5 separate regions of the Homo sapiens genome follow, and regions 1, 2, 3 and 5 are each linked to region 4. The links are chromatin loops, found by intact Hi-C in ENCODE. Cell type or tissue: dorsolateral prefrontal cortex. All regions are shown on one strand. Links, peaks and the distances in the headings refer to the core of each region. The heading gives the core; the rest is flanking DNA. Region 1 overlaps TIAM2 (TIAM Rac1 associated GEF 2). Region 2 has its middle 67 kb from the start of TIAM2. Region 3 has its middle 57 kb from the start of SCAF8. Region 4 overlaps TIAM2 (TIAM Rac1 associated GEF 2). Region 5 has its middle 15 kb from the start of MIR1273C.

Region 1 (6,051 bases), core at 739-5,738, 71 kb before region 4:
TCCATAATTACGTTCTTCCTGATCTCCAAAAGTGCAGCAGTAAATTAATTGCTCTGTCACCCTCAGTGGGAGCCTGTGACTTCCTCCGGGCCTTGTTCTTTGTGATGTTTCTTACTCCACAGTGACCTCTGCTGGGTTTTAGTTTGCTTCTCAACAAGCCTGGTTTCAGAGGTGGGGCCTGCACCTTTAAGGCAGCATCTGTTTGTTGCTAAGCACCGGGTTGAAATCACTGCCCAGATGAAAAGTACCCGAGAGAATGAACCAGGGAAAAAAATGTGCCTGTGTAAGACAAGAGCCTTTAGCAGAGAGTGTCCGGGCTGGTTCCTGGCATCCCTGGCTCCTTGCATCTGGTCCTGTCTTTTCCTTTGGCATTGGCACGTGTGGGGATGTGCATTCTGGCTGTGATCATCCTTCCAGAAAAATGTACTGAAAGCGACAGATCCAAGACAAATCCAGAAATGTCACTTCAAAATTGAGCACCATGTTTTCAAAAAGATGGCACAGAGAGACAGATTTTTCCCTTGCTTTCTTCTTTTAAATTTCTTTACGATGTCTCTTCTAGTTTTTAAATCCTGCATAGGAGGATCTTTTACTTTGTATTTAAAAATGCATGGAATTCAAAGTAAAATCACCCATTAATGATAACTTTAAAGTATGATGAATGATATATAATAATGTGATAGTATTGAATCTACAGGTGACATTTTCTGGTATGTAAGGTGTTTCACATAAGTGACCTCTTTTGCTCACAAAAACTTAAGTAACAAGTAATTTTTTCAATATGAATTATATTAATAATATCCTCTTTTACAAAACAGGAGCTGAATCGTACGTAGCAAGGTAAATCTTGTCCTAGGCCACACTTTGCTGGTAGAGTCTGTGACTTTTGATTTCGAAGCCCCAAATCTTTTCTTTACTGCTATGTGAATATAAGAACCTACCCAGAGAGAAACATGTCTACATCGCTTAAGAAATGTATGCTATTTTTGTTATGAATTACAAAAGGACGTATTAGCATGAAGTCAGCAATTGTTGTGATGATGTAGTTGGCACACTACACTTTTTTGGGAAAGGCTTCCTGAAGGTGGTATTCTTTGAGATGATTTTCCAACAGTGTCTATGTGTGAGATAGCTGAAGGATAGAGAAAAGATTTCCCAGGACTATGGGTTAATTTTAAGGAACAAATAGATTTCTGTCAGTGATGAGTCAGGCTAAAATTAAAAAGAAGAAACAAAGACAAAAACACAGATAGTCTTAGAAGAGAAAGCTTGTGCTGGATTAAGTGCAGTTCAGAGTCAGGATGGCAGGCAGATGTCAGTGACCATGGACAAGGTGTGTCTGGAATTCAGTGGGAGGTCAGAGAGGGATTATGGCTGAGATGCAGGCTTCACAGTGGCCCTTCTCAACCATGATCCCAGAGCAGTAAGCGTGGATACTCAGCAGCCCTTACATGGATTGCGGTGTTCTTTTTTTATTTTTTGAGACAGACTCTTACTCTGTTGCCCAGGCTGGAGTGCAGTGGCATGATCTTGGCTCACTGCAACCTCTGCCTCCCAGGTTCAAGCGATTCTTCTGCCTCAGCTTCCCAAGTAGCTGGGACTACAGGCGCACGTCAGCACACCTGGCTAATTTTTGTATTTTTAGTAGAGACGCTGTTTCACCATGTTGGCCAGGCTGGTCTCGAACTCCTGACCTCAGGTGATCCACCCGCCTTGGCCTCCCAAAGTGCTGGGATTACAGGCGTGAGCCACCGTTCCCAGCCGGATTGTGGTGTTCTAACTTGGCATAAGCGGTCAATTGACACAGTGGAAAGAACACAGGACAGGCAGTCACTAACTTTCACTCTGCTTCCCATGGCTGCAGTTTCATCTGATAAAATGAGTGAGGAAACGTTGTCAGCCTCAGAGGGCTGTGAGAAGCCAGTGATGTGAAGCGTGTGAGCGTTTACTCTAAATACTCCGTAAATGAACAGGACATTTGGCCGGTGGTTTCCTTCATTTGTTAATCAAATTTGTCTGCATTTTCTTTTGGCATCTACAAACAGGTCGATGAACTTCTGCATATATATGGTTCAACAGTAGACGGTGTTCCCCGAGACAATGCATGGGAAATCCAGACTTATGTCCACTTTCAGGACAATCACGGAGTTACTGTAGGGATCAAGCCAGAGCACAGAGTAGAAGATATTTTGACTTTGGCATGCAAGGTAACGGATTTTGCTGCAGAAATATATTTCTGAATAGAAATAATCATTAATGTTGCAATCTTATGCCTTCTAAATTCATGTGATATTCAAGGGCCCAGTTTCCATGCCAGGGAACATATTAGCATATTTATTAGTTAATATATTTATTAGCATATTCATTAATTTGCATTCTATTCCTTGATCTCTTTAGAAGAATGAGTTATTAGGTCATGATCCCACACTTCCATGAAGAACCTGAGCTAATCTACTGAAATTCTATGTATACTTTGATATCTAGAATAATTATGAAATCCGTTGCTATTTAAGTTACTTAGAGATGGTGTGTTATAAGAAGGCGGCATAAACTTTGAGGTAATTTAATTTAATCCTAAATAGTTTTATCGGATTTCTCCAGATTAAACACGAAACTTGATATATTCACAGTTGCTTTATGGAGATTAATATAAGATGATGTTTTATTCATTTTTCAAACTGGGTTTCATTCCTGATCTGAGAAGGGAGTTTATGGTAAGTCTTAAAGAGAGCCCTCTGAGAGAGAATATATTCAGCAACATCAGATCAGAAGCTTTTAGACCACCAGGTGGTGCAGTAGAGCTTAAATAGTTTTAAGTTTCCAGAGAAAATACAATCAACTATGTTGAAATGGTGAAAAAGGCATATAGAGTTTGGCAACACTTAATCATGTGCACTTAATAAATGTGAAAAATGTTTAATTTTAGTCCCCCTTTTTCACTTTGACTTGAAACATTAGGATTCTCTACATTTATATGTAGTTTATATCCTTAGGAACTTAATTTCCTTTTGCTCCCATATGTAACGTTTTTATTCAGAAAACCAACAATGTTCTATACCAATGATATCCTCCATTAAACTGATAATTTTCTGAGTAATAAAGGGTATCAGAAGTAGTGGGTCAGCTGGGAGCAGTGGCTCATGCCTGTAATCCCAGCACTTGGGGAGGCCGAGGAGGTCAGGAGATCGAGACCATCCTGGCTAACACGGTGAAACCCCGTCTCTACTAAAAATACAAAAAATTAGCTGGGTGTGGTGGCGGGCGCCTGTAGTCCCAGCTACTCGGGAGGCAGAGGCAGGAGAATGGCGTCAACCTGGGAGGTGGAGCTTGCCTTAAGCCGAGATGGCTCCACTGCACCCCAGCCTGGGCGACAGAGCAAGACTCCGTCTCAAATTAAAAAAAAAAAAAAAAAAAAAAAGATGTAGTGGGTCAATTTGACCCAGTTAGAGCATAGGCCTGAGATAAATTTCTCACTGTTGAAAATATGCATGCGAGAGAAAATATGAGTGTGTGTGCGTACACATTTTCGTTTTGAAAGTTTTTGGAGTAGGACATTCTTAAGTCTGTAGATTTGTTAACATTTTACAAATTTCTGTACTTTAGTAATGAGAAACAAGGTTAGGCTTAACCTAACTAAAGAGATGGCATTTGCTGAGCTGATAAGATTTATTTTACTGTCAGATATGTTCTACCGTAATCTCTTAAAAATGCATCTCTTGCCTTTAATCATAAGCAATATTGTTCAGCGAAAACCTTCTTAAAAATAATTGTCCTCCTTTACTTTTTTGCATACAAGTATTTATTTATTTATTTATTTATTTGAGTTGGAGTCTTGCTGTTATCACCCAGACTGGAGTGCAGTGGTGCTACCTCAGCTCACTGCAACCTCCACCTCCTGGGTTCAATCGATTCTCCTGCCTCAGCCTCCCGAGTAGCTAGTATTATAGGTGTGTGCCACTACACCTGGCTAATTTTTGTATTTTTACTATAGTCGATGTTTTGCTGTATTGGCTAGGCTGGTCTCCAACTCCTGACCTCAAGTGATCCACCCGCCTTGGCCTCCCAAAGTGCTGGGATTACAGGTGTGAGCCGCTGCCCCTGGCCTGCATACAAGTATTTAAATTCGAGCTCTTATATAGGTTTAAATTCAGCAAATTATATGCAGTATTCTTTTAGAGATTTCTACTTTGATTTTTAATAAGCCTGCTAACCAATGATGGATTTAGAAAGAGCATTTAAAATCTGAATAACTGTCTTTTTCTTTATAGATGAGGCAGTTGGAACCCAGCCATTATGGCCTACAGCTTCGAAAATTAGTAGATGACAATGTTGAGTATTGCATCCCTGCACCATATGAATATATGCAACAACAGGTAAGTGTGCACTAGCTTTAGGAAGGGAAACTGAACCACATCTATGGCCCTTTGATTTTGAAAAATGTCATTTTTGGGGAAAATTCTGTTTAAATTTGGCGTCTAGTTTGGAAACAGTCTCTATATAAACGGTATCTTAACAGCTTTCTTGTTTTATGAAAAATAGTGTCAAAGTAATTTTTTGAGGTATCATAACATGAGATCCTCTGATTTTGTTGTTTTCACCTTTTGCAGGTTTATGATGAAATAGAAGTCTTTCCACTAAATGTTTATGACGTGCAGCTCACGAAGACTGGGAGTGTGTGTGACTTTGGTGAGTGTAAGGAATGCCCCTTTCAGGGAATTGTGTTGTTCATCTTTGCCTACTTTGCCCCAGCATCTTTGGACTTAATTTTTTCCCCTTACATTCACATTTTCAGAATATATGACAGTAGTTTCTGAACTTCCTTTCTCTTCCTTCATTTCTATTTATTGATATTAGCAGGTGACACAGATAGGTATTAGTATTAGAGGGAAATGCCAAAGTAATTAAATGGAATGAATATAAAATTGATGGGAATTTGAAAATATAGATTAATAACACAATGAATGTACTGTGTGCTGGTGCTGCTCTGAGCAGACCAACTCATGATTCATATGACAGTTGCTTTCATCTCTAGTGTCTTTGCTCTTAGTTTTCTCTTCCCACCTGGAATGCTCCCCTTCTTTCCTCTTTCTTCCCCCATCCCTCCTCTCTGGTGACATGAATCCTGCTGTCCTTCAAGAACTAACTCAAGGTCTTTCTTGAAGAAGCCGTGTCTGATTGCTTTAGCTTTACTTCCTTCTTTCTTCCCTGAGTTTAACAGTTGAGGGTCAGCTGGGCGCCGTGGCTCATGCCTGTAATCCCAGCACTTTGGGAGGCCAAGGCGGGCAGATCACCTGAGGTCGGGAGTTCGAGACCAGCCTGACCAACATGGAGAAACCCCCTCTCTACTAAAAATACAAAATTAGCCAAGCATGGTGGTACATGCCTGTAATCCCAGCTACTCGGGAGGCTGAGGCAGGAGAATCGCTTGAACCTGGGAGGCAGAGGTTGCAGTGAGCCGTAAGCCAAGATTGCACCACTGTACTCTAGCCTGGGCGACAAGAGCGAAACTCCGTCTCAAAACAAAACAAAACAAAAAAACAGTTAAGGGTCAGTACTTCTGAAGTCACTTCATAGCATCATTTCCTACATTTCTCCTTGATTAGATAATGATTGGTAAATACTTCCATAGAAACACTGAATGATTAGATAATGATTGGTAAATACCTCCATAGAAACACTGTTTCTTACCTTGTTAAATATATCGATACATGATTTTTTCCTTAAAATGATTCAAACTAATAATAAAGTTTATAATATGTTAAAATGTCCTTTTTAGGATGCCTTCGTTTTTTAAAAATTTGTATAATCTTTTCTGACCCCCATGTTATTTTTTTATTTTTTATTTTTTTTGAGACATAGTCTTGCTCTGTCACCCAGGCTGGAGTGCAGTGGCATGATCTCGGCTCACTGCAACCTCCGCCTCCTGGGTTCAAGCAATTCTCCCTGCCTCAGCCTCCCAAGTAGCTGGGATTACAGGCACCGTGCTTGCCACCACACCTGGCTAATTTTTGTATTTTTAGTAGAGACGGGGTTTCACCATGTTGGCCAGGC
Region 2 (6,051 bases), core at 730-5,729, 320 kb before region 4:
CCTTCCATTTTAAGTTTCCTATCCAGGGTAGATCAAGATCTGAAAAGATGCTGTGGTGAGGCTGTTGGGAAATGCTATGCATAGCTTCTGTTTTCACCTCTGGGACCTTTCCAGTCCTTCCCAGGTCCCAAGAGGAAGGTGGGATAACGCAGTCTCCTGCTGTGGTTCATCCTCAGCAGGAGAGAGAAGTCCAGCTGGTCCCCAGCACATTGCTCCCCTCTACCCTGTAAGCCTGCCGCGCCTCCAAGTCGGCTCACCTTTAAAGCCGGCTGAGCCACTCTCAGTAGAGGGGCTGGTGGCCTGCTCTGTAGCAAGGGCATGGGGGTAGTCTGGATTCCCCACATGGGACAACATCTGGTACTCTCTGGAAGCTTCTACATGTCCCCCAAGCATCCCTGCTACCTAGGTGAAGACTTGCATGTCAGAAGGGTTACCCAGCACGGAGCTTGCTTCTCGCACAGAAGCCAATGTGATGGTACCGGATGATAAGAAAAGATAAAGCTTTAATGCGAGTTGACTGGCCAGGGGACAGCAAGCAGTGCTCAAGTCTGTTCCCCGATCTGGGGTGGCGCGAGCCTCTGTGGCCTTTCTAACTAGTCCCAGGTGATGCCATGGCAGCGGGTCTGCCAGGCTTGTAGTGGGAACAGTCAGGAGGTTAAACTTTTCCCTTTGCCCATGCCTGGGCAATTCTGGCTCTGCATCACTGTAACACGGTTAATGTTACTGCTGTAATGGTTAGTCAGTTGAACTGGGTTCGGGATACAGAAGCACTTGGAATGGTCAATAGGTAAGCCTCAAAGAGGTTTCACAAAACCACACAGCTAAGATGGGGGGCTTTCTGATGTTTTAGAGCAGCAGTTCTGACTTTTTCCCCACCCAGGTACTCTTCTCTTTTTCTTTTCTTTTCTTTTCTTTTTTCTCTTCTCTTCTCTTCTCTTCTCTTCTCTTCTCTTCTCTTCTCTTCTCTTCTCTTCTCTTCTCTTCTCTTCTATTCTCTTCCTTTTTTGAGATAGGGGCTCGCTCTGTCACCCAGGCTGGAGTGCAGTGGCTAGGTCATAGCTCACGGCAGCTTCAAACTCCTGAGCTCAGGCGATCCTTCCACCTCAGCTAGGACCACAGGTGCGTGCCACCATGCCTGGTGCCTGGCTAAGTTTTAAAATTTTTTGTAGGTACAGGGTCTCCCTCTGTATCTCAAAGTGTTGGGATTACGGGCGTGAGCCACTGCACCCAGCCCCCACCCAGTTACTCTTACTGGCAAAGGAGAAAAACAAATCCCCTGTCCTCTGGGCCAAGGGCACAGCAGAGATTTGCCAAAAGCATGAAATAGCCTGTTTTATCACAAACCCCTGTGTGGCCATAAAACTATGTATGAACTTTACCCTTTATTCCTACCTATAGGTTTGTTTTAATATACAAGTCATGATTTGTGCTATATCAAACTACTTAACTCTCCGACCGCACCTCCTAGGAATTTTTAAATAAAATCGAGGCTATGGGAGGATGCTTGGGGTTTGTCCTACGGCTCTGTGTGACTTGATGTTCCCCAGCTCACACTTGGGGAAGAAGCATCAGTGGTGGCCCTGAGCTCTCCCCCGGGCCTGCCCTGCCCAAGTGCACAGGGTGCTGGGCAAAGTTGTTTCTGCCGTGCCCTGCTGGAACTTCCAGACAACTCCTGACTGCCCGATGGTGTTTGACCTTCCATGACTTTCTCCGGTCTTGTCATAATCTCCATCCTCCCACGTGGGTGCTTCCTTTTGGGTGTTTTCCTAACAGCACCATTGCATCTGTTGGAAAACAAGGTCATTAGCTCTCTGCCTCTTGTTCCTTCGTGTTTCTCCAATATCGTTCAAGTCTTGCAGACTTTCCTGCCAGTTTCCCAGCTTTGTTTGCCGTTTCAGTGTTCTGGGCAGAGGTGGAGACCTAAGCCCAACAAGTAATCAAACAAACAAAAACAAATAGAAGACTCAGAGCTGACCAGAGAGGTTTGCAACAGCATTACCTCGGGGGCTGCAGGTTCAAAGGTGTAAGCATGACCTCTGTTCTGATGCCAGGCTGGTAGTTAGGGGAAGTTTGGAACAAGATCACCAATCTCAACAGAACATGGTCCTTCCACATTTCCAGCATCAAGTCAGACAGGCAGCCTCACCATAGCTTAGGGCGGAGAGCGGGCATTGGAACTGTGCGGGTAGCTTTGGCTGAACCATGAAAATCGGGCAAGTGACTTAATCAACTCATCCTCTGGACTGTGCTTGTTCAAGTGTCATATGCACAACACCTTAAATTTGCTGTTGTTTTAAGTTAGCATACAACGTCCTGAATGATGGTTTAAAAAAAAAAAAGAAAAAAATGAATTTTTTTTCTAAAGTTGAAAGAGTGTAATAATCAGGGACACAAGGAGCAGATTTAGTGTTTTTTGTTCTTTTTATTGGTGTCCTGCTCTTCATTAGAGTCTTTTTTTTTTTTCTTTCCCGAGACGGAGTCTTGCTCTGTTGCCCAGGCTGGAGTGCAGTGGTGCAATCTCAGCTCACTGCAACCTCTGCCTCCTGGGTTCAAGCGATTCTCCTGCCTCAGCCTCCCGAGTAGCTGGGATTACAGGTGCGCCACCCCATGCCTAGCTAATTTTTGTGTTCTTGCTAGAGAAAAGGGTTTACTGTGTTGACCAGGCTGATCTCGAACTCTTGATCTCGTGATCTGCCGGCTCGGCCTCCCAAAGAGCCGGGATTACAGGTGTGAGCCACCGCGCCTGGCCCCATTAGAGTCTTACAAGCATAGATAGTATCAGTAGCACCAGCACGCACAAAGGCTCCCTCTGCACTGGGTCCTGTGCTCCAGGCTCTGTGTGCATTTTATTAATTCTCTTCACAACCCTCTGAAGTAGATTCTCTTATCACCCTAATTTTGCACATGGCTTAAGGGGATTAAAAAACTTCCCCCAAGGCCAGGCGTGGTGGCTTATACCTGTAATCCCAGCACTTTGGGAGGCCTAGGCAGGTGAATCACTTGAGCCCAGGAGTTCGAGACCAGCCTGGGCAATATGGCGGAAACCTCCATCTCCACACAAAAATACTGAAAAATTAGCCTAGTGTGGTTGTGTGTGCCTGTGGTCCCAGCTACTTGGGAGGCTGAGGTGGGAGGATCACTTGAGCCCAGGAGGTCAAGGCTGCAATGAGCTATGATTGTGCCACTGCACTCTCAAAACAAACAAACAAAAACCTTCCCCAGGTTCACGCAAACTGGGAAGTGTCAGAATCAGTCTCGAAGCTCTGGTGCCTCTGATCAGGAGTCTTTCTCTTGACCACTGTGTGACACATCCACACCCACCAGCTGTCTCCCTGGAGAAAGCTTACCTTTTCGTGTTCAAGATAAGGAACAATATCAAAAATGAACAGGAGCACCAGAATGCTGGAATCATATTATATTTCTGATTGTTAGTGTATTTCTAGCTTTGTATTACTTTATATTTAAGGAATACATTTAGTGAAGCACTGTTTTGTTTTTTGTTTTTGCTTTTGCTTTTTTTCTGCTAGAGAGTATCTTGACTTTCAGGAGTTAGAACTCACTTCTAATAAGAAGATATTTACATCCGTAATTTAGCTGGTGTATCTTCTGGATTGATTGATTTTATTACCCTGCCATGCTGGAAGTGTGAATTCAGCCAAAGCATACAGATTTCAACATTTGTATAAAGGCTACCTCAAGAGGGCGCTCCTTGCAAGCCGTAGAGTTGTTTAGTTCTCTCCGGGCCTGACACTTGATTTTGGAGAGTATTTTCAGAGACTGCATTGCAATCCTGCATGAGTACAGAGGAAATTCATGGAAGAGCCATGAGGAAACATAACAGAAGTGCAGAAATCTGAGTCTTTAGGATGGAAGTTGTGAAGTTTCAGGGATTTCAATTTTTATAAAGATTAAAGAAAAACCTCTCAATTCTTTTCCTGTATAGAATCATAGAAGGGCTAGAAGAATTGCTTTTCTCTATTTTTAAGGACTTGGTAGGAGTGACGGTGGGAGAATTCTCAGCTCTTCTAGATAACCAATTACATCATTTAATATATTGATTTGATATCCTGAGGCAGATGGTATTAGGGTATTTGTTTTTGTTCTTTTAAAAATCATATTAGGGCCAGGTGAGGTGGCTCATGCCTGTAATCCCAGCACTTTGAGAGGCCGAGGTGGGTGGATCACCTGAAGTCAGGAGTTCAAGACCAGCTTAGCCAACATGGTGAAACCCCGTGTCTACTAATAATACAAAAATTAGCTGGGTGTGGTGGTGCACGCCTGTAATCCCAGCTACTTGGGAGGCTGAAGGTAGGAGAATCGCTTGAACCTGGGATGCGGAGGTTGCAGTGAGCTGAGATCACTCTATTGCACTCCAGCCTGGGCGACAAGAGCGAAACTCCATCTCTAAAAAATAAATAAATAAATATCATATTAACTCTTCTAAAAAAAATACAAAGAGGCACAGCTAAAAGGCAATAGGGAAATAAGAATGGAATTCTAAATAATGTTTAATTAATCCAGAAGAAGGTAAGAAAGGAGCAGAGGAATTTAAAAAACAGATGAGAGAAACTAAAAATAAATTCGAGCAGCAGACTTAAATGCAATCACATCAGTAGTTAACATTAAATATAAATTGACCAAACGGTCCAATTTAAAGACAGAAATTGTTAGGCTGCAGAAATAAAAACCCAACTCTATGCTGCCTTTAAATATAAATACAGATAAGTTGAAAGAAAAAAGATGGAATATGTCACACAAACAGTATGTTTTAGAAAGCTCGAATGGCCATATTAATATACAATAAAATAGACTTCAGGATGATATTACCAGAGGTAAAAGGGACAATTGTCCAGGAACATATAAGGCATAAAACTGTGTATGTCCAGTAATAGAGCTTAAAATACGTGAAGAAATATTGACAGGCCAGGCACCATGGTTCGCATCTATAATCCCTGCACTTTGAGAAGTCAAGGCGGGAGGATCGCTTAAGCCTAGGAGTTTAAGATCAGCCTGGGCAACATAGTGAGACCCTGTTGCTACAAAAAACTAAAAACTAGCTGGGCGTGGCAACACGCTCCGGTAGTCCCAGCTGTTCAGAAGGCTGGGGCAGGAGGATCTCTTGAGCCCAGGAGGTTGAGGCTGTAGTGATCTATGACTGTGCCACTGCACTCCAGCCTGGGCAACAGAGTGAGAGCCTGTCTTAAAAAAAAAAAAAAAAAAAAAAAAGGAAAGAAAACAAAAGATTGACAGAATTTACAGGAGTAATAGATAAATCCACCATCACAGTTGGCGATTTTAACATCCCTCTGTTAGTAATTGATAGAACAACTAGACAAAAGCACATTTATTCATCTAAATTGGCCATCCATGGTGGGGGCTGAGCTGCAGTCAGCTAATGGGTACTCTGCTCACGATGGTTTCTACTTCGTGTTCCTGGCTAATGAAGAAGCAGCTGTCTCAGCATCCTTTGTTACCCAGAGGACGTCTTGAGATTGATTACAGTTACTCCAAGGGTGAACCTGAGTCTTTACCTTGGCAAGCAAGTTATGGAGGATTTCCTCTTTACTCCAACACTTGAGATCAACCCTGTCGTCTAGACAGGATGAGTTTCTAGTGAACAGAGTAAATTGCTTCCACTCAAATAAGGCACCTATCTCCAAGGAGCACTTTGTAACTACCGTTTGCTACAACCCCAGGCTGCCGGGGAAGCAGGTTCCTCTGAGAGTCCTCAGTTTGATTACACTGATGGGCCCTTGAGCGCAGAGATTAGAGTTTTACCTATATAGTTAAGTGACACTTAAAGTCCAAGACCTATTATCTTCCAGCCATCCACTTCAGGACCAGATTAAATTCGGCTAGGACTGCTTAATAGGATTATGGAAACACAAGGACCAGCCTCATCCTCCTAGCTCCAGGCAGATTCCCCTCACCGCACCACTTATCAGTTCTCAGCCTAACCATCTCCTGAGAAGAGAATTTTTCAATTTCCTGCATTGATAGGATTTAACAGATTTCCGGGGCTGAGAAAATGGGGGCTTCCCACATTGTGAA
Region 3 (6,051 bases), core at 539-5,538, 570 kb before region 4:
GAAAAGAAAGAGGCCGGGCATGGTGGCTCACGCCTGTAATCCCAGCACTTTGGGAGGCCAAGGCAGGTGGATCACAAGGTCAGGAGTTCAAGACCAGCCTGGCTAAGATGGTGAAACCCCGTCTCTACTAAAAATACAAAAAATTAGCCAGGCGTGGTGGCGGGCGCCTGTAATCCCAGCTACTCGGGAGGCTGAGGCAGAGAATTCCTCGAATCCGGGAGGTGCAGGTTGCAGTGAGCCAAGATCGCGCCACTGCACTCCAGCCTTGGCGACAGACCAAGACTCCATCTCAAAAAAAAAAAAAGAAAAGAAAGAGACCAATGATGAGAAATGTCAATTTACACTCAGCCTCAGCACTAAAGAGCAGTAAGGAGTGGGGACATCTGGGGAAACTGGAAATCTGAGGGACCGACAGTCGTTATTCAGCTCAGGTCAACAGCTGCCATAAAAGAATGCAAACCTCATTTAAATATTTGAGGATTTTTCAAGAGAAGTAGGAAAATCTATATTTTTTTATTTAACTTGATCCTTTAAATGTTGGCTCAAACGTTTTTTCAACAGCATGCAGGCCAAACAACACTACCCATCTATACCCTCTACAAGACAGACACAAAAATAGTGAGCTGAAAACTCATGTATCAGAGCAGAAAGTCAGTAAATATTTATTTAAATTGATGCCTTTACAGATAGTGATTTTAGCACAGTACTTAGACCTGTGAAGAAAACTGAAAGAACAAAAAGCTGAATGAGTTAAAAGTGGTTATCTTTAAGGACAGCGTAAGAAAGACTATAGTTTTTATTATTTATACTATTTTTTGTTGTTTAAATTTTGTTATTACCTTAAGAAAAAAAATTAAAAAGGAATCAAAAATCTCTCCACAAAAACCCAACTCTGGTTTGACTTCCTTAGCTGGAACCTGTATTTCTATCATCAGACAACAGAAACCATTGCATTCCTGCTGCACCGAGGCCATAACAGCAACTCCACCAGCTTTGCAGAAATGATAACTGTGCAAGGTTCATCAAGTTCTGTGACCAGCTTCGGTGTCTGTAGCCTCCTGTCCCACACTGGGTTGCTCAATATCTTGTTCTTTGCACATACCTAATTCTTCCTGGCAGCTCAGAGAGGGTGTTGACCATATCTGAGGACTTGCAGAGCATGTCCCCAACTCAAGGACCACATGGAGCAGCCTGGAGGCCTCCTCCAGCCCCAGCCAATATCCAGTGACTACACGGGATTTTATCACTGAGCTTTCTGTCACCTCCCACTGCCCCCGCTTCATTAATCTAACACCATCCTTGTGGCTACATCTCTACTCACAAAACCCTCTGAGACAGCCACAACCACCCCCATTCACACCCCTAGAATACCTTTGTCTCCGTGGGTTCTCCATCCAGATTACACAAGCACAAGTTTGTATCCTCCATCTTGCAGAACCTCTCCCCAATCCTTGGAACAAGAGTCATTTGTCCTCAGCTTTCTTCCAACAAAAAGATGGCCCAGAAAGATGGTCCAGAGATTACTCCTATCCCAGAATGATATAAACTACAAGATTTTTGTTTTAATAAAAATAGCTGGGCTAGGCACCGTGGCTCACGCCTGTAATCCCCACACTTTGGGAGGCCAAGGTGGGTGGATCAGGAGTTGACGTCAGGAGTTCAAGACCAGCCTGGCCAACACAGTGAACCCTCGTCTCTACTGAAAATACAAAAATTAGCCAGGTGTGGTGGTGGGCGCCTGTAATCCCAGCTACTTGGGAGGCTGAGACGGGGAGAATTGCTTGAACCTGGGAGACAGAGGCTGCAGTGAGCCGAGATCGCATCACTGCACTCCAGCCTGGGTGACAGAGCGAGACTCCATCTCAAAGAAATAAAATCAAATAGCTAACAGTTGTTGAGTGTTTTACTTCACACTGGGTATTGTTCTAATCTCTGTGGTTTAGGTACATTTATCTCCATTTTAAGCCAAGGAAACTGAGGCACAGAAAAGTTAAGTAACCTGCTCAAAGCAAAAACTTAGTAATTGGCAAAGCATTTGTGTTGTTTTTGTTGTTGCTATTGTTGTTGTTGTTTGAGACAGGGTCTCACTCTGTCACCCAGGCTGGAGTACAATGGTGTGATCATGGCTCATTGCAGCCCCAGCCTTCCCGAGCTCAAGCAATTCTCCTACCTCAGCCTCCTAAGTAGCTGGGACGACAAGCGTGTACCACCATGCCTGGCTAATTTTTTTTTTTTTTTTGTACTTTTTGTAGAGTTGGGGTTTCGCCATTTTGCCAGGCTGGCCTCCAACTCCTGAGTTCAAGCAATCCTCCTGCCTTAGCTTCCCAAAGTGTTGAGATTACAAGCATGAGCCATCATGCCTGGCCACAAAGCCTTTGTTTTAACCCTGCTTCGACTCCAGATCCTGTGCTCTTACTACTAAAATTATATAGTATTTCAATATCAAACAGCCCATGAATGCAAAACGATACACCCATAAAATAGGATGTAATCGCCAAAATCTAATTCTATTGCATCTAGAAGATCTTTATCCACAGTGAAAAGAGTTGAACATCATTGACAGGTTTGAATACATTCAATATTTATACTCTTACCTCCCCCCACCATTACAAATTGTCTAAATGGCATTCTAAGCCTTTATGAATTCAATTAAAAAGAAAAATGCCAAGGCCTGCTCGCTAGAGGTCGCTCTCCTAACTATGGGGTCCTGTTAGTCTTATAGAGTAAGACAGCAGAGTAGGCCAAGAAAGTGATGGCAGCAGCCATCAGTGTGACCAGCAGATGGCATTAGAGTCCCACAGATCCTGAGATTGAGCCATAGCTAAGCAACTTCACTAGGCATACCACATCTGTCAAGGCAGGTTATGCTAAGCTTATTATTTTCACAAACGTTTAAATATAACGCTATTTGGTTGTCAAGATAGTCCACCCAAAACTCATACACAACTCATCTTCTGGGAAAACAGAATAAGTAAGATGTGTTGCTAGAAATAAGGTAGTGAAGGAAAAAAATAAGAGGATTGATTGACAGGAATGAAAACTCAGACTGGATTTTGAGGCTGTTTCTGGATGGCTTCCACCAAAAACCATAGACCCATCTAAGATCAGGGATACAAGGAGGGCTCATGGCTTCCAGCATTTTCCATTGGCCCTCAGCAAGGTGCTCCCCAAGATCAGCGGTCAAGAGAGGTGGTCAATACACACCAGGTTACGTGAGGACTTGGTTATTCTAGAGGAACCCAGAACACAAGTCCATGGCCTTTTCAACCATGTTAGGCGTTGGAGGCCACGTCAGCCCCCATGGATCCACTCTACAACTTTATAAAGAATTTGTTAGGCACCAGTGGCTTGCTTCAGAGTTCTAGTTCCTATGCTGTCAGGGAGTCTACAGCATCCCTATCCACAACTTACCTCCAGGATTTTGCTTAATTTCTGTGGAAAGCGATCTCAACTTCCCAGTTCACACACAGATGCAACCAGCATGAGACATTCCTAGAAATCAACAACCTTTGGTGACTGGTCTATCTCATGCTATTCTACATACTGCTTGCTCACTTCACAAATACGACATTCCAAGAGCACAAGGCTATCTGGTAAGGATGAGTATGGAGATAAATATTAACATCTTTTTACTGTGATGATTTAGCTGGAATAATTAAAACTTATATTTCCACTTATGAAGACTCTGCCTTTTGTTTTTTTAATAGAGATGGAGTCTCGCCATGTTGCCCAGGCTGGTCTCGAATTTCTGGGATCAGGCAATCCTTCTGCCTCGGTGGTAAGATTACAGGTGTGAGCCACCGTGCTCGACCTGAAGATTCTGTTTTACCGCAAGTAAAACCTACCCCCCTTTATCAACACTGTAGAGACTGTTAATAAGTGGCGCTTCTCAGAGCCAAGTACTGAGAGCAACAGTCACATCTTGAATGATGACCGAGACCAGCAACAAGTACTTCTACTTGTATTTTTACTGACTTTAGTTTAAAAATTTTTACTCATTTTAGTTTTAAAAGTATGTCTTTTTAAAGATATATATACATTTAAAGTATATCTTTTTTAACATATACTTTTATATCTTGAGATGTAAACCGAGAAAGGTGAAAGCACTAAGGAAAACCACTTTTTAGGCAGGCTGGGGTACTTAGAATAGACCATTCATAGAAGAAAGATTTAAAGGAACCAGAGAGCTCAACCCAAGAGACAGAACACATATCTGGACTTGTTTGTGCACATCTTCTGAATGCCTTTGTAGAGGACTTCCCTTCTCCTTGAACTGTTCTCTCTAACTCCTTGTTCTGCCTATAAATCCTACTCATCATTTAAAGTTTTTGTTGTTGTTGTTGATTTTGTTGTTGTTGTTGTTTTTGTTTTTGAGACAGGGTCTCGCTCAGTCGTCCAGGCTGGAGTGCAGTGGCTCGATCTCAGCTCACTGCAACCTCCGTCTCCCGGGTTCAAGCAATTCTCCTGCCTCAGCCTCCTCAGTAGCTGGGATCACAGGCACACACCACCATGCCCAGTTAATTTTTCTGTTTTTAGTAGAGATAGGCTTTTGCCATGTTGGCCAGGCTGGTCTTGAACTCCTGGTCTCAAGTGATCCACCCCTCCTTGGCCTCCCAAAGTGCTGGGATTACAGGCATGAGTCACCATGCCTGGCCTAACGTTAAATTTAAATAGTTCCTCCCCTGTAAAATATTCTCCAACCTCCTCAACCACGGTCAGAATCAACAGCTCCAACGTCTCACCCCTCAGTATGTTTTACAAATTGCCATCATTTGTAAAAATCTATCCCATAGTAATAAAAGCGAACAAAGTGCCATTATTAAAGAGTTTATCAATTAAGTCATTGTCAGGCAGGTGACTTGCTGCAGTGGGCTTAGGGGTTAAGAACACAGGCTCCAGCAGCAGACGGTGGCGTTAATTCTTGGTTCTTCCACATACTAGCTGTGTGGTCTCAGGTACGTCATTAAACTTGACCCTGCCTTGTGTCCTCATCCATAAAATGGAGGCAACAGGTCCAGGCGTGGTGGCTCAGGCCTGTAATCCCAGCACCTTGGGAGGCTGAGGCTGCAGGACCACTCGAGCCCAGGAGTTCAAGACCAGCCTGGGCAACATAGTGAGACCACATCTCCACAAAAATGTTTAAAAATTAGCCAGGCATGGTGGTGTATGACTGTGGTCCCAGCTACTCGAGAGGCTGAGGCCGGAGGATTGCTTGAGCCTGGGAGGTCGAGGCTGCAGCAAGATGTGATCGTACCACTGCACTCCAGCCTGGGTGACAGAATGATCCTGTCTCAAAAAAAAAAAGAAAAGAAAAGAAAAGAAAGTAACAATATTATCTTATTGGATTGTTGGGATGATTAAATAATATAAAATATGACAACAGAACAGTGCCTGGCATAAAACAGTCCTCCATAAAATGTTAACTTTGTATTAGTTTACCTACTAGATAGGTTGTTCCTCACTGTATATCAGAATCACTGGGGATATTTAAAAACAAACAAACAACAACAACAAAAAAACCTGATGTCCAGGCCCTACCCAAGACCTATTTTAAAAGATTGTTGAGGCTGGGTGCAGTGGCTCACACCTGTTATCCCAGCGCTTTGGGAAGGAAGGCAGGTGGATCACCTGCAGTCAGGAGTACAAGACCAGCCTGACCAATATGGTGAAACCCCAACTCTACCAAAAATACAAAAATTAGCCGGGCATGGTGGCGTATGCCTGTAGTCCCAGCTATTCAGGAGGCTGAGACAGGAGAATTGCTTGAACCCAGGAGGCGGAGGTTGCAGTGAGCTGAGATCGCGCCACTGCACTCCAGCCTGGGTGACAGAGCGAGACTCCATCTCAAAAAAAAAAAAAAAAGGCTATTGAGGTGGCTTCCGTTATTCGTGTTTCAAATCTTCCCTGGTAAGTAGCATGCTCCAGGGTTGGGGACCACTGTGTTGGATTGTGACCCCTTTGACAACAGGAACTAATTGTCTCTGCATCCCCAGCACGTGGGTTACTGTCTCAGACATGTATGAATTTAGTAACGTCTGTTGCACGGAACAG
Region 4 (6,051 bases), core at 343-5,342:
TCCACGGATGCAGCTCTGCCATTGGATTTTAATCCAGAACGTCATGATATCCCAGAAGAAAAGCCCCACATTTAAAAAGTGGGGTCTTAGAGTGCTTCAAATGAGCAAGACCCAGCCCAAATCCATCTTCTCCAGTTGCTTTAGACAGTTGCTGAACTCTGTTGCCATTTCCTCCCACAAACACCCTCTTTTTAATTAAATTTAATTAATTAATTTTAAAAATGTAAAAATGTTCGTAGAAATGGGTCTCACTGTGTTGCCCAGGCTGGTCTCAAGCTCCTGGCCTCAAGTGATCCTCCTATCTAGGCCTCCCAAAGTGCTGGGATTATAGGCATGAGCCACCACGCCTGGCCCACAAGCACCTTTGTATTGACAGTCTGTAGTACAGTGAAAGCATACCAATGTACTTGTCAATACATATTGACAGTCAGTGCAGTACAGTGAAAGCATACCAATGGCTTGCTCCATTCCTCCTTTGTCATAAAGAAGAGGGGTCCTGTCACCACCTACTTGGCCTGGTAATCACATTCAAAATGGTATTGCATCTCCTAGAATGTTGTAGATTTTGATCTTACAACACAATCCCAAATAAGGGTGTATCTTCCTTCAGAGTAGCTGCATTCCAAGCAACTGGGCATCCAGTGCCAACTGGTGGAATCCAAGTAGCACTGGTGTATCCGCTGGTACCCAAACCAAATGCACCTGGATTCCTACACACACCCTTCATGGCACTCAGACAAAGGGGCAGTTTTCACTGCCAGAGAGGGTCCTACTGCCATGCCTGTTGGAAGGGAGCTGTGGCTCTAGGTATGCGAAAGGTGAATCTGCTTGGAGCTGTGGAGTGAAGGCTGTAGGCTGCAGGCTGTGGTGCCTGTCACCTTACTTTACAGGAGAAAAGACACTGCTTTCCAGATAACCCTTAAGTGTACAGAATACAAATAAGCAACAACTAGAGTGAGGCCAGTGGGAAAAACACTGGTTTATTTTCCTTTATGAAATTTTTGTGGGTATGGTGTAGGGTCTGGATAACATTGCTTAATGGCTTTTTTGATGTTGTTTTTTTTGAGATGGAGTCTCACTTTGTTGCCTAGGCTGGAGTGCAGTGGCGCGATCTTGGCTCACTGCACCCTCCACCTCAGGAGTTCAGGTGATTCTCCTCCCTCAGCCTCCTGAGTAGCTGGGATTAGAGGCGCCCACCACCACGCCCGGCGAATTTTTGTATTTTTAGTAGAGACGGGTTTCACCATGTTGGCCAGGCTGGTCTCGAACTCGTGACCTCAGGTGATCTGCCCGCCTCAGCCTCCCAAAGTGCTGGGATTACGGGCGTGAGCCACCGCACCTGGCCACGCTTCATGGCTTTTAATGAATTGTTTGAAACTCACTTTTTAGGCCACCTATAACAATATTTCTCATGGGTATGCATGAAATGTGTCTTTAAAGTCAGACATTCCTGCATTTTGAGTCAGTGTTAGTCTTTGGGGCGCAGCCTGCATTCCATCCTCGGAAGCTCCCAGCACTCCAGGGCTCTGTCAGGGCTGTGAGGCGGAATCCCACGCTGACAGCTGGGTGCCTGACCCACTGATGTGTTGGGGTTTTCATTAAAGAATGGCATTAGGAGGACTATAGAAATAGATGATCTATAAATGTTAAAAGAGAAATGAAGAATTTAATTCACCCCACTGTGCTCTTCTGAGGTCTTTTATCCATCTGCTTGTAGCTAAAACTGACAAAGCCTTCAAGGCTTTTCTGGACGCCCGGAACCCCACCAAGCAGCATTCCTCCACGCTGGAGTCCTACCTCATCAAGCCGGTTCAGAGAGTGCTCAAGTACCCGCTGCTGCTCAAGGAGCTGGTGTCCCTGACGGACCAGGAGAGCGAGGAGCACTACCACCTGACGGGTGAGGCGGCGGCGGCACCTCCGGGCGAGGGCCTGCACAGGGCGGCGAGGGGCTGCCAGCCGTGCCCTGGGCCTGACAGCTCACCTCTTCCCCGCCTAGTGGCACGTCCTAAGTCACTTTTCAGTTCTGCGATGGTTAATCTTAGGTTTCACGTGAATATGTGAAACTAGCTAGGCGTCTGGGCACTCCTTTAGAGCTTACAAAATACTTGGGTAGAAATGATCTCATCCGGGTAGCGCCATACTCCTCCTATGCAGGGATGATTCTGTCTTCACTCTCAAAATAAGTAAATTACCTCAGGTCACGTGGCTGTGAAACAGTGCCGCTGGAACTGAAAATCAGGCCTATTTTCCTACCACTTGGTTAAGTTTTGTGGGGTTCGCTGCCCGAGCTGCTGGTCAGATTTGTTGGGTGAGGCTCCACCTTGTGGAGATCTCTGAGCAGAGCTCGGCTTCAAAACCAAACTCCCAATGATGGGTTATGCTTTCAAGTCGCTACTGGTGTGTTACTGTTTGAACCTCTGAAATTACTGGCCTGAGACACAATTTATCAAAAACACAAAGCCTTGCAGTTTGATAGTAAATAGAGGATCCTTAAAGAGGGGCTTTATTTGGGTTGGAGATAGTGATTTGTTCATATGTTGAAACTAGGAGGTCCAATTAAACCATAGGTGATAAAATTTATGGGGAGAGAGAGGCTTATTAACACTTTAGTATTACTGAATAATAAATACTGAGAAGAGCGTAAATTAAACTGGCTTTTTTTCCATGACAAGCATACTTTGGTATCAAAATCAACAAGAGGAAAGCATTTTTGTATGACAGTTAACTTCTATAAGTAAATAATACAAATTATGTTCAGCATTCATACTATGTAAAAACTTCATTTTGTATTAAGATGATCTTTAGAAGGGTTTGATTTAAAAAACTTCCTTCCAAACTTCCCTCCAGTTAGAATTAAAATGCTGAATTGGGAGAAAAAAAAGTATAAAGAATACTGAATTTAGAAGTGACCTAAAATTTTGCTTTTTGGCTTTTATAAAATAATGTATCTCTCATATTCCCTCGCGGAAAGTTATGAACATATACCATATATAAATGCAAACAATTGTTCTGTCAGTCAGTCATGTACTGGGGTGTTTTTAAGTTCCATTTAAACCTAGATCCGGGTTCCCAGAAGGGCAAGCCAAACTCGAGAGCTGGTGCCCTAAGCCCAGTCAGGCTTGGGTTTGAAGCCTGGCTCCATTCTTGTGTTTTCCTCTCTGGAACTCTGGCAGAATATCCTGCACTCACTTTTCTCATCTGTAAAATGGGATGGTTTAGTCTTTGAGTTATTGCGGGCACTAAATGAGATGATTCACAGAAATCACCTGTCGTGATCCTTGCTAAGTAGAAAGTGCTCCAGAAATGTCAGTTGTTGTTATTAGTGATACTTTTCACTGATACTCTGTCTCATTTCAAAAAGAATTTGAAGTAGGAGATAATTTTGCTGTTCTTCATTCTAAGGGCTGGGCTACAGTGGGCTGTTGTGACTTATTCTGAATGTAATGCTCCTGCTAGTGGGTACTGGTCTGGAATCCTGAGTTGAATCTTGACTCCATTCATTATTACTGTTGGATAGAATCTAAAACAAATAACAGTTATGAAATAAATATGATTTCATATCTTGCAGAAGCACTAAAGGCAATGGAGAAAGTAGCGAGCCACATCAATGAGATGCAGAAGATCTATGAGGATTATGGGACCGTGTTTGACCAGCTAGTAGCTGAGCAGAGCGGAACAGAGAAGGAGGTCCGTGAGACATCTGCACCCTGGGAGCCTAGTGCATGTGGTGTGGGGTCTGTAGGTGACCTTCTAGATAGGCTGCCCTGTTAGGACTTTCCTGGAGGAGAAAATGCCTAAGATTTTTCTTGATAACAATGTGTCTAATGAACTACACAATTTACATATAGACATATCATAAAATTCATTACACTGGTTTAAAATATAACCTTATGTCACGTTCACATTGTCTGGAACATCCATGGAGGGTGAGAGCTGGCAGAGGGTGGGGTGGAGAAAGGACATGGGAACTGGCATGTGGAGTCTGGGGCTTTTCCTTTTTGATTTTGCCTTTTTTTTTTTTTTTTTTTAACATCAAATATTGGTGGTTACCTGCTTACTTATAAAACTAGTCCAAGCAGGATTTGACATTTTCTGTATTTTTCCTTTTTATCTGATTGCTTAATTTAGAATCTTGTGCTTCTCAAGCCAGCATGCAGGAAGTAGCATAGTTTAGGGAGAAAATGGCAGGAACAGGAAAGGACTGGAGATCAGTCCTTCACTCTGGCCAGTTTCAATGCTGGTGCTCTTTTATCAGCAGCCCGAATGGAGCTCAGAGGTGATGGATGTACTAGATCCCAGGGGAAAGCTTACAAAAGGCACTCTGGAAGAACCACGGACACTGGTAGAGTTCATCTTATGGAAACTGAGTTGGTCACAAGGCATGTCTCACCTACATGTGCGTGCACTGGAGCAAAATGCCTTCACCTTTATGTTATTCATCAGACACTTGGGTGCTTAACTCATATTTTCAAAAGCTCCACCGTTTAAGGCCCCATGTTTACAGGTATCATAAAAATTAAACCAGCTGTGCTTGCATTTTAGCAATGACTGTGTGTACATCACTATCTAACAAGAGATCATCTAGCCTGGGATTTCCGTATCTTCCTTACCTCCTGTTTTTACAATCTAGGTAACAGAACTTTCGATGGGAGAGCTTCTGATGCACTCTACGGTTTCCTGGTTGAATCCATTTCTGTCTCTAGGAAAAGCTAGAAAGGACCTTGAGCTCACAGTATTTGGTTAGTATTCCATTCAGAAGAATGCAGACTGAACAGAGGCTGGGATTACGGAAGAACTTCACTAGCCGCACCAGTCCAGCTCACTCCTGAGCTCCAGGAGTCAGAATTGCTATAATGGTTGGGGACTTAACAGGGCCAGCCCCCAACTATTTGAAACTCCGGCATCGCTCTGCATCCTCATTATCTTGTTCTCCCTTCTGCTGCTTGGCTCAGGCCAAGTGTTACAGGAACAGATCCCTGCGGCTATTTTGAAACCTGCTATCTTTTTCTTTTTCTTTTTCTGAGACGAGGTTTTGCTCTTGTTGCCCAGGCTGGAGTGCAATGGTGTGATCTCTGCTCACTGCAACCTCCACCTCCCAGGTTCAAGCTATTCCCCTGCCTAAGCCTCCTGAGTAGCTGGGATTACAGGTGCTCGCCACCACGCCCGGCTGATTTTTGTATTTTTAGTAGAGATGGGGTTTCACCATGCTGGCCAGACTGGTCTCGAACTCCTGACCTCAGGTGATCCACCTGCCTCAGCCTCCTGGAGTGCTGGGATTACAGGCATTAGCCACCGTGCCTGGCCAGAAACCTGCTATCTTAATAGTCTGCTGTATTTCAAATGTTTTAATTCTGAGAGTTGGGAGAACAAGTGACAGTATATTGTCACTGAGATGAACACAGTGTCCTCAGCTTTCAATAAAACAAAGAGTTTAAAAAAGCCAAGATCAACTTCTAATAGTAGCTTTTAAATAAGCAGGTGCTTCTGCATAGTTCAAATATGAGCGAAAGGGAAGTACCATTTATTCACTCATGTTGGCAGAGTGAGGTCTTAGAGACTCATACGTTTGGAGAGTGTTACTCTGTTAAGACGTTCAGCTCTAGTTTAACCTTGGAAGAGTTTGCATAAAATAAAGACTTTCTTTCTCTTTTCCTTTCTTTAGTTTTTAAGAGAGCCGTCATACTGGTTTATAAAGAAAACTGCAAACTGAAAAAGAAATTGGTAAGGCAAAAATTCATTTTAATTTAAGCTACCTTTTCATAGCTGTATCTTCCTATTAACGTTGAACTGAAAAGCCCACTGAGCACCAAGGCTGGGCTGACTGATACTGCTTACTCTGAGGGTAACTAACCCCATCACATACTGAGAGCGTTTCTGAGTCTCCCCATGAAAGATGTCTGTTTTAAAAGAAGATATACAGCTGGGCACGGTGGCTCATGCCTGTAATCTCAGCACTTTGGGAGGCTGAGGCTTGAGCCCAGGAATTTGAGACCAGCCTGGCCAACATGGTGAAACCCTGCCTCTACCAAAAATACAAGTAACTGGGTGTGG
Region 5 (6,051 bases), core at 414-5,413, 380 kb before region 4:
TCGAACTCCTGACCTCAGGTCATCCGCCCACCTCGGCCTCCCAAAGTACTGGGATTACAGGTGTGAGCCACCGTGCCTGGCCCTAGTTAACCAATTTTCTCCTGAGAAACACGTTTCCTGTTTTTCTGTTGTACCCAGTATCTGCAGTTTCCCATGGTGCTCCAGTCCTCTACTGAGGAGCATTTCAGCTGTTTCCTGTTCTCTCTGTTCTACCCAGTCTTGACAGAGTTTGGAAGGATGTTTTTCTTTTCTTAGACATGTTATTTTAGAGCACTCTCAGGGATTCAGTAGTCACATGGAATTTCTTGATGTAATGTTTTGTTTTGTTTTGAGATAGAGTTTTACTCTTGTCAACCAGGCTGGATTGCAGTGGCGTAATCTTGGCTCACTGCAACCTCTGTCTCCTGGGTTCAAGCAATTCTCCTGCCTCAGCTTCTCAGGTAGCTGGGATTACAGGTGCCCACCATCACACCTGGCTAATTTTGTGTTTTTAGTAGAGAGGGGGTTTTGCCATGTTGGCCAGGCTGGTCTCGAACTCCTGACCTCAAGTGATCCACCCACCTCGGCCTCCCAAAGTGCTGGGATTACAGGTGTGAGCCACCATGCCCGGCTGTGATTTAATGTTTATAATTTTAAAACCCATGAATGTTTTCAGGGAATTAGAGTTAACTTTTAGAAAATTGCTTTTGTAGTGTCCTGTGTTATCCTTATGTGAGTAAAGCATTATCCTGTAGGCTGAGAGTAGAGAGTACAAAACAGAGGCCAGGCCCTGATGGATTCACCATGAGGCTTCACTCTTTCTCTTCACCTTTCACTACTGAAAGCTGTTAGTATGTGTCTATTCACTATGTGATCCTAGGACATATTTTACTGATATGATTATTTGAGTAGGAGTTGTGTGGTGGCAATTGTGGGTTGTTTTTTTTGGCGGGGCCGGGGTAGGGGGTTGAGACAGGGTCTGGAGTGCAGTGGCATGATCTCAGCTCACTGCAGCTTTGACTGCCTGAGCTCACGCAATTCTCTTGCCTCAGCCTCCTGAGTAGCTGGGACCACAGAAAGGAACCACCATACCCAGCTGATTTTAAAAATTATTTGTAGAGGGGAGGTCCTGCTATATTGCCTGGGCTGGTCTCAAACTCCTGGGCCCAGGCGATCCTCCCACCTTGGCCTCCCAAATTGCTGAGATTACAGACATGAGCCACTATGCCTGGCCCAGCAATTGCTTTAACAGTGGTTAATACGGATATTCCTTGAGCCAGAAGCATAATTTTCCCCATCTGATGCCCAAAATATGAAAGGAAAGAGAAGACATTTACAGGTCTGCAGAAGCAGGGCCCCACAAGGTGGCTACAGATATTATTATGTGGGGCAGGGGTAGGGGAGGGAGGCAGTAGGGAGTTGTATGAAAAGTTTAGATCATTTTTTAGTAAAAACTCCATCTTTTAAGGGCGAATTATTTAAAATATGTCCTTATAGGCTGGGCGCGGTGGCTTATGCCTGTAATCCCAGCACTTTGGGAGGCCAAGGTGGGCAGATCACCTGAGGTCAGGAGTTCGAGACCAGCCTGGCCAACGTGGCGAAACCCTGTCTCTACTAAAAATACAAAAATTAGCTGGGCATGATGGTGCACGCCTGTAATCCCAGCTACCCGGGAGGCTGAGGTACGAGAATCGCTTGAACCTGGGAGGCAGAGGTTGCGGTGAGCCGAGATCGCGCCACTGCCCTCCTGCCTGGGTGCCAGAGCAAGACTCCATCTCAAAATAAAATAATGAAATAAAATATGTTCTTATAGTTACTTGTATAGCAGTCATATTTTCCCTAAGTGCTGGTTCCTTAGGAGCAAGGACTATGCCTTGTCACCCTTGTATCCCCAGCAGTGCCTTGCATGTAGTACAGCAAATATGGGCTGATTAATTAATAAACAGAAATAGTGAGATGTGCCATACACATATGCAAGTCCTAGTTATCAAAGTTAAATAAAAATGTCTTCATTTTTCCCAATTCATTACTCTTACTAAGCAATGAATAATTTCTTGAAAAGGAACTCTGTTACATGTATTCTGGGCAAAAACTGGCTAACTCACTAGTTCACAGCTATTTTTATTATACTTTGTTAAAACAAACAAAATGGGCAAGATTAAGGATGCTGTATTCTCCCGCTCTTGGAATGAAATTTGGTTTGAGTGTTCATCACTGAAAAGTATCATTTTAAATTCTTTTCTACTTCATTTTCTGCAGTGGAAAGTTACGGAAATACAGTTTGAAGGAAATAATTTCAGCCTACAATAATTAAAAATATTGCCATGGGTTTTTAAAAACTGATTTTCCTTTGAACTCTTGTACAGTATTTTGATGTGCATGACAAATAATGACATATATGGAGGCTGTCTTTGACGTCAGCATCTCACTTGGCATTGTTTCACATGCAGGTAAAACTTGCCTATTGGAAGTTTCTTTAAATGTAATAAACCTACCTACAGTTTATTTCTGATAGCCTTTGGGATTTAAGAGAGAAAACCAATACTTTAATTGTTTTAAAATCAAGGAAGCAAAATATCTGTGGGAAGGTGAGCTACTTAGCATTCAACAATGCAAAGTTTCAAAGCATTTTGCAAATTTTAAATATACGCTATAATTCTTCTATAATTGGTGTCTTTGGTACTTTTTGGGTAAATTGGAGTTATTCCAAAATAATTATATTTTATAGCACTTTTGACACCATAACACTTAGCAGCAGGATTTTTAAATTAAAGTACTGTTTAGTTCTTTGCATTCTGTGATATTATGTGTATGGACAACTTTAATTGAAATGTCTAATTCTGGTAGAGGAGGAGATCTCATTAATTGAAAATTATAAAAGGTTTCAAAAAGTAAGTATTTTTAAAATTGTATCTTTTCTTTTTGGTGTCCTTTTCAAAGAATAAATATTCTTAGTTGTGCCTCCGAAAATCACTTACGGAGCAAATTGCACTTCGGGATTCTATACTTGTACCAGTAGAGGTCACTGTGCACCTATAAAAGGAAACCCAGTGCTTGCTTCTAGGGATGAGCTAGTTATCCTAGAATGTTATAACTAATAACATGAGCTAGTTATCCTAGAATGTTATAACTAATAACAATCATTGATATTTCTGGGAACGTAACCAAATTCCCACCCCACTCCCACCTCACCTCTTAACAAAATCACTTGCCTGTTATCTATCACCTGAGAGTCACCTGTTACTGTCTGTCCACATAATGGAAGCGTATTCTGATGAGGTTAAGTAGAGCCCCGGCACACTGTCTCATAGTATACTTAGGTGAATCAGCCAAAGCACCAGAAACTATGATTTCACAGAAGCAGCCATTCAAACTCTCAGTTTCAGAGTTTGAAAGAACTTTAACATTCATCAGATTCAGCATCTGAGATGGGGTTGGAGACTTTTTCATCTATTCTTAACATTTAATTTGCAAATCCAAAATTGTTTCAAAGGTATTCTTTTCAGTACTGTCGTCCATTTAAGAATGAGATTTTACTTATTAAAACTGTTTAGACGTTTACAGTATTATAGTGTCCATGCTACATAGTGTTTGATTCTCTGAGTGTCCAACAAAATATTCGTAGAATATTGTTTTATATGATTATCGCCACAGAGGTTTCTGATAACAGAGGAGTATGTGAGAACTGAACAAAATGCTGGTTTGTTATAAAACTGCAATGGTGCCCTTACCAGATAGTCAAAACAAATGTGTAAATCTCCAATCAGCCTTGTGCAATGACCCAAGTTCCTGTGAAGGTGGCTGTAAAAGGTGATAAAGGAATGTCGTGAATGGAGCAAGCAGCGGGGAATCATAGACCAATGTGATTGGGCCTCAGTTTACAGAAGGAGAATACAATGTAGGTGCTTTCATGGTTCCCTTCAGCTCTAACACTCTCATCTTCAGTGCAGAGGGCACATTGCAGTGGTTAGCAACATGGGTCCTGGAGAGAGTGCCTGGATTTGAGTTATGACTCTGCCACTTAGTAGTCATGAGGTTATCTTATAGTTATCCTTTCTGCACCTGTTTCGACATCTGTAAAATGGGCTTGATACTAGTACCTGCCTCATAGCATTGTGGTATGCAGTCATTGAGTTATATAGGTAAAGTACTTAGAATAGTACATAGAATGTAGTAAATACTCAATCTGCTATAATTGCATACCCATTTTTTTCCTAAATAGAACTCATGCTGGGATATGGTAGCTGAATTCTTAAACCTCACTCTATTGACTGCTCTCTGAGGATCAAAACAGAGTATATTCTGTGTTTTCACTAACTCTTAATGAATAACATCTATGTCAAGGAACCAGATGTGTATAGAATCTTTAATGATTTAAATTTTCTCTACTTTTTTTTATTTAAAGCTCTTCCTGTGCTCATTCTTGTACAATGAGTTTTTTTTTTAAATCTGGAATTTTTTCTGTGGAGTACATAATCACATTTTTAGTTGCTGTTTTTAGTGACTCATATTGATGCTTTTTTTGCAATTAAATGTCCTAGTTTCAGTGAAAGTCACAAAATACAGTATTTTTTTCAGTATTTCTCTATAGCATTCCAATTTTTATAGTATTTTTTCACATTAGAAATCTGTTAGGTCATTTATAAGGCATTTGTGCATTTGTCTTCAACAGACCCATTAAAAATTTTAAAGCAGTAATTTGATTATTCGTATTTGGACTCTCTATTAACTTTATTAACTTTCTTTTTTTTTTTTTTTTTGGTGGGGGTGGTGGGGGGACAGAGTCTTGCTCTGTCACCCAAGCTGGAGTGCAGTGCGCTCCAGCTTACAACCTCCGCCTCCCAGGTTCAAGCGATTATTGTGCCTCATCCTCCTGAGTAGCTGGGACTACAGCCGTGCGCCACCGTGCCTGGCTAATTTTTTTGTATTTTTTTAGTAGAGACAGGGCTTCGCCATGTTGCCCAGGCTGGTCTCGAACTCCTGAGCTCAGACAGTCCGCCCGCCCCTGCCTCCCAGAGTGCTAGGATTACAGGCGTGAGCCACCATGCCTGGCTTAACTTTCAAATTCTATGTAATCAAAGTTTATTACCCACATACCAATTCGTAGTGAGGGAAACCAATATCTGGCACAGAAATATATAGACACATTTTTGTAGGTATAAATTTGGTCTTGAAAGGTGAGACTGATACTAGCTAAAATTTTTATGTTCACTATATACTTTTAAACCCCGTATCCCTAAGCAATTATCTACATAGTCACTGCCTCTATGTAGGTGGGATAAACCAACTGTAGTGAGACATTTTGGTTCCAACTTGCTATCATCTATTATAGGTAGGTGAACTGGCAGAAAAATTACCCAAATGTGATGTCTCATAAACATCTGGCCTTTCTTTAGGGATGGTCAGGTTTCCCTAGACTAGATGGAAGGCCATGAACTACACCAACTTTCTGATTAACTTAAGAGCCATATATTTCTTAGGCCAAGGGTGTTAATAAGGTTGACCATGGTATTCCTTGAAATTATATGCCGTATTACCATAATACCCAAAAATCCGTGCTCAGATTTTTTTATTTTTTTAAAGATGGAGTCTTGCTCTGTTGCCCAGCTGGAGTGCAGTGGCGCGATCTCGGCTTACTGCAGCCTCCGCCTCCTGGCTTCAAACAATTCTGTCTCAGCCTCCCGAGTAGCTGGGATTCAGGCATGTGCCACCATGCCCGGCTAATTTTTGTATTTTTAGTAGAGATGGGGTTTTGTCATGTTGGCCAGGCTGGTCTCAAACTCCTAACCTCAGGTGATCCACCTGCCTCGGCCTCTCAAAGTACTGGGATTACAGGCATGAGCCACCACACCCGGCCTGTGCTCAGATTTTTAAATGAGTCACATGTGTGAATACTCCCTCTCACCACCTCCCCCCCACCCCAAAACACACACACACAAAGGTGAAACAGCCTGGAATAAAACATTCCGTAGTACAATATGATACCAGCTATTTCTTAAACATGATTGTATTTTAACTTCTATAAATCAGCTATCAAAGACAGAAGTAGGCCTCTTTTTTGTATGTTTCCCC

What was found. Hi-C counts contacts between places; a loop is a spot of excess contacts. Peaks named below come from ENCODE experiments on the same cell type or tissue, not always from the same donor. Only the 100,000 strongest peaks of a DNase experiment are listed, where the experiment ranks them.
Region 1: it touches region 4 in a loop (9-fold over the local background); 82 of 110 quality-filtered maps call a loop at or near these places.
Region 2: a loop joins it to region 4, with 5 times the contacts of the local background. A loop is called at or near these places in 48 of 110 quality-filtered maps.
Region 3: it touches region 4 in a loop (2.6-fold over the local background); 17 of 110 quality-filtered maps call a loop at or near these places.
Region 5: it touches region 4 in a loop (2.9-fold over the local background); 23 of 110 quality-filtered maps call a loop at or near these places.

The regions. Positions count from the first base shown.
Region 1 is chr6:155,174,771-155,180,821 of GRCh38, forward strand. TIAM2 (TIAM Rac1 associated GEF 2) reads left to right here. Exons shown (of 27, transcript NM_012454.4): 10 at 2,046-2,207; 11 at 4,269-4,373; 12 at 4,608-4,686. Among named protein-coding and RNA genes, the nearest start is that of CLDN20, 86 kb to the right of the region's middle. RefSeq lists an enhancer at 209-268 and silencers at 1,762-1,891, 3,244-3,446. In dorsolateral prefrontal cortex, for the core only: CTCF peaks have their summits at 2,793 (motif pointing right) and 3,001; no DNase peak of the experiment used is centred there; H3K27ac peaks cover 14 bases.
Region 2 is chr6:154,924,829-154,930,879 of GRCh38, forward strand. No RefSeq gene overlaps it. Among named protein-coding and RNA genes, the nearest start is that of TIAM2, 67 kb to the right of the region's middle. In dorsolateral prefrontal cortex, for the core only: CTCF peaks have their summits at 3,690 (motif pointing right) and 3,895; a DNase peak (open chromatin) is centred at 3,733.
Region 3 is chr6:154,673,026-154,679,076 of GRCh38, forward strand. No RefSeq gene overlaps it. Among named protein-coding and RNA genes, the nearest start is that of SCAF8, 57 kb to the right of the region's middle. In dorsolateral prefrontal cortex, for the core only: CTCF peaks have their summits at 2,734 (motif pointing right) and 2,934; a DNase peak (open chromatin) is centred at 2,726.
Region 4 is chr6:155,246,283-155,252,333 of GRCh38, forward strand. It overlaps TIAM2 (TIAM Rac1 associated GEF 2), which reads left to right. Exons shown (of 27, transcript NM_012454.4): 20 at 1,718-1,897; 21 at 3,569-3,687; 22 at 4,631-4,739; 23 at 5,663-5,721. It also overlaps a transcript of TFB1M not described here. Among named protein-coding and RNA genes, the nearest start is that of CLDN20, 15 kb to the right of the region's middle. RefSeq lists an enhancer at 1,053-1,748. In dorsolateral prefrontal cortex, for the core only: CTCF peaks have their summits at 2,297 (motif pointing left) and 2,500; a DNase peak (open chromatin) is centred at 2,289; H3K27ac peaks cover 2,853 bases.
Region 5 is chr6:154,865,258-154,871,308 of GRCh38, forward strand. No RefSeq gene overlaps it. Among named protein-coding and RNA genes, the nearest start is that of MIR1273C, 15 kb to the left of the region's middle. In dorsolateral prefrontal cortex, for the core only: CTCF peaks have their summits at 2,979 (motif pointing right) and 3,186; no DNase peak of the experiment used is centred there.